Regions from separate parts of the Homo sapiens genome. Here region 2 is linked to region 1. Evidence: chromatin contacts called from ENCODE Hi-C or POLR2A ChIA-PET data. All regions are on one chromosome and are shown on one strand. The core of a region is the stretch at or near the end of the contact, and the rest is flanking DNA. Distances in the headings are between cores, read along the strand shown. Region 1 has its middle 30 kb from the start of MIR10226. Region 2 overlaps SKAP1 (src kinase associated phosphoprotein 1).

Region 1 (2,909 bases), core at 213-2,712:
AAGGAAAAGGCTCATTGGAGACTAGCCTGGCAGAGTAAGAGAGAAAGTTGGGATGCACAGAACAAGACAGAGCACGGGAAAGGGATGGACAAAGAGCAGATGGGAGAGGAAGACAGAATGACAAAGACGCGGAGGGCGGGGGAAACCCAGCTGGTGTGAAACAGACAAGAGGTGCTGGAGAAGACAGAAGAAAAAGAGAAAACCAAGGGGTGGGGGGCGGTGTCAAAATGAGACAGGGAAGCAGGGGCAGGACAGACAGACTGAGAGCGAGTTGGGAAAGCACAAGACGGACAGACAGATGGCAGGGACAAGAGGGTGCCCTGGGTTGCCTGCATTCTGCTGTGTTTACCAGCTAATTGAGTTAAATTGTTGTCAGAGATGTAATTAAAGGGTAGAGAGAGCTCTCTGGCAGGCCCGAAACAGATGGAGGGGGCTTTAATTGGTAATTAAATTCTTCCCTGGCAGCTGAGGAAGGAGCTTGTGCTTCAGTCTCACAAGGCCACGGGTGGCCTTCCCCCCACTCCTGGCCCCTCTCAGGGGCTCTTTGGGGAGGGGGCTGGGCCCTGCGCACCAGCAGCCCGGCAGGCGGCGAGGCCTGGTAACTGCAGGAGAATGAATGCCAAAGCGACCCTTCTTCCCTGCTGGGGCTGGCTCAGCTCCCATGAGCGAATCCAAGCACACCCACCCCCGCGCCTGCTCCTCCCCAACCTCCCCACCCTCACCCACCAAACTAGCATTGACCGATGAATTCCTACGTGGCCCCCATTGCTTCACTTGGGATCCCAGGGAAGAATAGTGGGGCTCTGGCCCTGCAGCCTGATCAGCTTGGGAAGAGTTAGTTGGTTTAGTCAGGGACCCAGGCAGACCCATCTCTTGGCATGGCTCCCACGAGTCTGTCAGCATCTGCCCCCCTCCCCCTTCCAGGAGACGCTGTGCAGAGATTCTATTCTGCGTGGCACATCACTGTCTGGCGCTGACTCTGCTTCCATCCTTCTCCACCCCCTGCCCTCACCCCCACAGCAGCAAATAAGACAGGGATGGGATCAGTCACCCTGATGGGCAGATAGATTGGTTAGATGCTCTAAGATGTGGGCATTCAGACTAATCAGCTTTCAATTCCAAATCTCAATTTGACCTTAATTTCATTGGAGAAGGACCCTTGGGATGGCAGATTTCCCTGAAACCCACAAATTCTAGACGTGATCCATTTCAAAGAAAGAGATAAGTAAAAAGAGAGCACAGAGGCAAGGCTTTTTAAAAGAAGGCTGAACAGGAAGTTAGGCAGAAAGAAAATCCAGGGCAGACATTGTGGGATTATTGTAAAATGCATGGCTGACTATGAGTCAGCAATACAGTGCTATTCTTACAAAAGCAAGCTGCATGCCGGATGCATAAATAAGGAACCTGGGGGTCATTCTCATTATATCTCAGCTGATCAGACAAAAGTTCTTTGTCTTGCTCTGGACTCCAGGGAGCCTAGAGAGTCACAGGCGAGTTTCAAGGGGTTTCTGGGAGAACTGTAGAAATGACAGAAGGATTTGTGAGGCAGAGTGCCCGACTGTATGAATTTTCACTCAGTTTGTCAAGCATTCTCTGTTTTTTTGCCTTCAGCCCCACATATGCTGGTCTTTCTGCCAGGATCTTTGCTCTCCACCCTCCCTTCCACATCCTTGGACTAACTGCTACTTATCCTAAGTCCGCAAATTAGCACTCCTTTCCTTCTTTCCCCTCCCTCCCTTCCTTCCTTCCTTCCTTCCAGTTGAGTCTCACTCTCTTGCTACATGCTGGAAAGCAGTGGTACAAACACCACTCACTGCACCCTCCACCTCCCAGGCTAAAGCAATTCTCTTGCCTCAGCCTCCTGAGTAGCTGGGATTACAGGCACACGCCACCACACCCAGCTATTTATTTTATTTTATTTTATTTTATTGTAGAGATGGGGTTTTGCTATGTTGCCTAGGTTGGTCTCAAATCCCTGGGCTCAAGGGATCCGCCTGCCTCGGCCTCCCAAAATGCTGGGATTACAGGCATGAGCCACCATACCCGACCCTTCATTTCTTCAGGAGGCTTTGCCCCACCCCATCTTACCATCCCAACATCTGCCCTAGCCTGACATCCTGACATGCTATTTTTTTTATTATTATTTTTTAGAGATGAGGGTCTCGCTGTGTCGCCCAGGCTGGAGTGCAGTGGTGCAATCAAGGCTCACTGAAGCACCGTGACCTCCTCCCAGGCTCAAGCAATCCTCCCACCTCAGCCTCTCAAGTAGCTGGGACCACAGGCATGTGTTACCATACCCGGCTAATTTTTTAATTTTTTGTAGAGACAGGGTCTCACTATGTTGCCCAGGCTGGTCTCAAACTCCTGACTTCAAGCGATCCTCCTGCCTTGGCTTCCCAAAGTGTTGAGATTATAGGCATGAGCCACCATTGCAAATTTAACTGTCTGACTCCCTTAAAAGGCTATAAGATGCAAAAGCCAAGGATAGTGTCCATTTTGCTCATCTCCCCAACAGCTACTAAAGGACCTGGTGAGTAGGAGGTGCTGAATTAATTTTTATTGAATGAAGAAATAAACCCAGAACATTCAGGGTGAAGAAAGCAAACTCTGAAATCATCAGTGAAGTTATTATGCAGATGAGAGGCCTAGAAATGCAGCCAAGATTTAGGTTAGCTGTGGGAAAGAACTCTTTTTTTTTTTTTTTTTTTTTGGTCTTTCCCTATTTGCTAAGGGAAAATGAGGAAATCTCTTTTAGAAACAGAAAGAAGACAAAGTCTTATGACTGGTCAGCTGGTGGTAGCCTTCACCCTCTGCTGTGGGAGGTCAGGAGAGGGAGTGTGCTGGTTCCCAAACACCAGACCCCTCCCCAACGGGAGATTTTTAATAATCAGTATGTCTAGAGGCAGGGT
Region 2 (2,909 bases), core at 133-2,632, 240 kb before region 1:
AGTGTTTAAATTGTTAATGGGTTTCATGTTCTTGTCACTGTTGAGGGTTTGTTCCCTTTTATAAACTCATAGTTTTTGGTTGACATTGCTTTTATGCGAGCCATCAGCCAGTTGGTGATGGTGTTGCTGTGTTAGACCATTACTGCCGGATTGTATTTGCAGTAAAGAAGGAGAATGGAGGCTGTAAATCTGTAACTGGAGATTTAGGGCTCTGTTACTCTGCAGTTTAGGCCCATGTGCTGGGGAGTCCATTCTCCTCCGGCAGAATTATACCCTGAAAACATGCCTTTCTAGGCACACTGATCAACGACGTTCATTCCCTGGGCTACCAAGGCACTTAATACAGCTAATTCAGTTAAAGAAGCCCGAGGGGTGAGGTGGATGAGCCTCTTTCCCTGCTGGAAGCCAGATGCCAGGCAGGTTAGTGATATTGCTTTATCCCTTCCCCCAGGTAAAGCTTCCAGGAGAAGCAGTTACTGCAAACGCAGAGAAAAATAATAAGAAAATGCTTCTAGTGTTGTTGGACTCAGTTCTCCTTCAAGCAGGAAATGCTGTCTTAACTCAACCTCATTAACCCCTTTGATACTAAGCCCATTATCAGGAATATTCAGGAAGCACATTCTTTCAGAATTCAGGATGTGTCAGGAGCCTTGATATCTTGACATCATTGTACAAAACTACCAGCAAAGAATGGAAAGTAAGAGAATAAGTGCTTTTGGGACAGGTAACTAAAAATGGAAAAAACTCCCAGTTTGGAAGATTATATCTGTTACTGCTGGGTTCAGAAATATTTTGAAAAGACACCAGAATTAAGTATATTTAGAATCACTTTATCAATCATGTATCATTTCTACTATTAGATGTTTTATAGTGAAAAGAATGTTGGAATGTTTCTTTGGCTGGTGAAAGTTTTAAGCATGGTTTTAGATCTGTTTTGTTTTGCTTTGTTAGGCCTTCCCCGAGAGAGGAAGAGTATTAAATATAGACTTATCTGCATGATCCATGTGAGGCATCTGGGTCTGCTTTTTGTGTCAGCTGAGGCACAAATGTGCATGATTTAACCATACAACTATTGAACTAGCATTGGCCTATTAAGACTTCAGATGATCTGTTCATGAGCTGTCAGCCCAAATTGAGCTTGAAGCCTGCTGTAAAAGATCTAATTTTCATAATTATCCAGAACCTTCACACCCTGCTTCCCTTCAGTACCACCCACCTCCACACATGCACACAGAGGAGTAAACACATACATATGGACACAGAGACACAGGGCAGCACTGTCCCTGGAGATTCATCAGGCCTCTTGCCCGAAAATGCAGAGTTCATCCAGGGGTCAGAACTGGCTTTGACTTCCTGTTTGAGGAGCCCCATGTGTGGTGTTCCAGCATTGCTAGAGGCTAGTGATGACTAAGTAACCTTTTCACACTATAGCCTCCCACCAAGAAACAAGGTCCCTTATGATCTTGGACCCAGAGTGATTAGGGCACAACAAATATCTTTTTAATATATAAGGTGGAACTAATGCCAGTAGAAATAGCACTTTGCTGTCTCATGGCCTCACATTTATAAAAAGAGGATAGAGCTGTTGTCTTTGAAGATGAAGAATTTTAAAGGCAACCTGATTTAGTCTCAGAGTACACTAGGGACTTTCATCGTTTAGTAGTTGCTTAAGGCTAACTTTGAGCTTTACCTGACCCAAGTCTTCAAAGGAAGCCATCATACTATGTGTGGAGTTCAGCTGGTAATATCTTTCTAGGTAATCTGGATTGTGAACGAGTGGGAACAGGCAGCACTTTCAGGTTTAACTCTTTGCAGCACTGGGATAACTGGCACATGCTTCAAGGATTAGGTCATTCTGATGTCCCTCCAGTAATTCCACTGGAACAACACTGCACAATAAACCATTTGGTTTCTGGACATATATTGCCCATGTGTGAAGGGTGGACAGGCAGCACTTTACTAGGTTCTTCTCATACAACCTCAGGTTTTTGAGGCTGCTGAGGTTTAAATCCCTTGTCTGAATATGGGACAACTGTATTTCTATACTGGTTGTCGATTGTCTTTGCCCTCAGAGGGCATTTGCTGCAACTCAGGGTTCTACAGTTAGAATAAAAGGAGTTATTTCCTGTCTTCACTGCTTTTTTGCTTTTTTTTATTTTTTTATCATGAGTGGAGACTGAGTACATTACTCAAACCTTGGCTTTTCCCTGAGGTCCGTTGTTTACAGAGAGACATTTGGGTCCCTGGGGCTCACTCCCATAAAATCTTATTATCATATATTTCAAGGCATAAACTTCAGTTGTCAGCTCAGGAGCAGTTCTGAAAGCACTGGCTGCTCTTGTTTTTCTTCTCCTTTACTCTGGTTTATTTTTCTTGCAGCTTTGGCTTTTTTTTTTCCCTTCTCCCTCATATCTAGCAATGCTCAATTCCAAGCTGGCTCGCTCCTTATTCCACTAATTAGACAAGAAGTCCAGAGAGGCCATTATTAGATTCTGAGAATCTTTATCAGAGCCCATTATGGCCTTAAATACTGCACAAACATTTTACTAACTGAATCCATGAACATTTCAGCTGATCCACCTTTGGTCTTTAACATCTACCTTCTTTTGTACCTATAGAGTTATGTTACTGATGATAGAGGTTCTCAACAGCTTATTTTTCTTTGTATTAATTTTCTTAGAGGCCATGATTCAAGTTCATTCTCTCTCTCTCTCTCTCTCTCTCTCTGTCTCTCTCTCTCTCTCTCTCATTCTAATTACTGTTGGTGGGGGTGGAGGGGGTCTGAGAAGCCTGCTTTTCCTTGGTGAGATACGTGTGAGTATGTGTAATGTCATATGTGTTAATGTCACCAGTGAGTAGGATTCATGGTTGCCTGTTTTTCTCTCATTTTCTTTACAGAGCCAGGGATT

What was found. Hi-C counts contacts between places; a loop is a spot of excess contacts on that map. ChIA-PET counts read pairs that join two places held with the same protein, here RNA polymerase II (POLR2A). Pooled maps may share reads with other maps.
Region 2: a loop to region 1 is called in a pooled map, with 2.5 times the contacts of the local background. The contact joins two enhancer-like sites. A Hi-C loop is called at or near these places in 1 of 50 pooled maps. POLR2A ChIA-PET finds 5 or more read pairs at or near these places in 3 of 52 experiments (HEK293, Panc1 and activated CD4-positive, alpha-beta T cell).

Annotation. Positions count from the first base shown.
Region 1 is chr17:48,001,229-48,004,137 of GRCh38, reverse strand. No RefSeq gene overlaps it. Among named protein-coding and RNA genes, the nearest start is that of MIR10226, 30 kb to the left of the region's middle. RefSeq lists a silencer at 461-755 and an enhancer at 496-1,050. Within about 2 kb of position 1,462, at least 11 of the 41 ENCODE cell types and tissues checked have a DNase peak (open chromatin) inside an H3K27ac peak, as active enhancers do.
Region 2 is chr17:48,239,669-48,242,577 of GRCh38, reverse strand. The region is part of intron 4 of SKAP1 (src kinase associated phosphoprotein 1); the gene reads left to right. Among named protein-coding and RNA genes, the nearest start is that of SKAP1-AS2, 53 kb to the left of the region's middle. Within about 2 kb of position 1,382, at least 14 of the 41 ENCODE cell types and tissues checked have a DNase peak (open chromatin) inside an H3K27ac peak, as active enhancers do.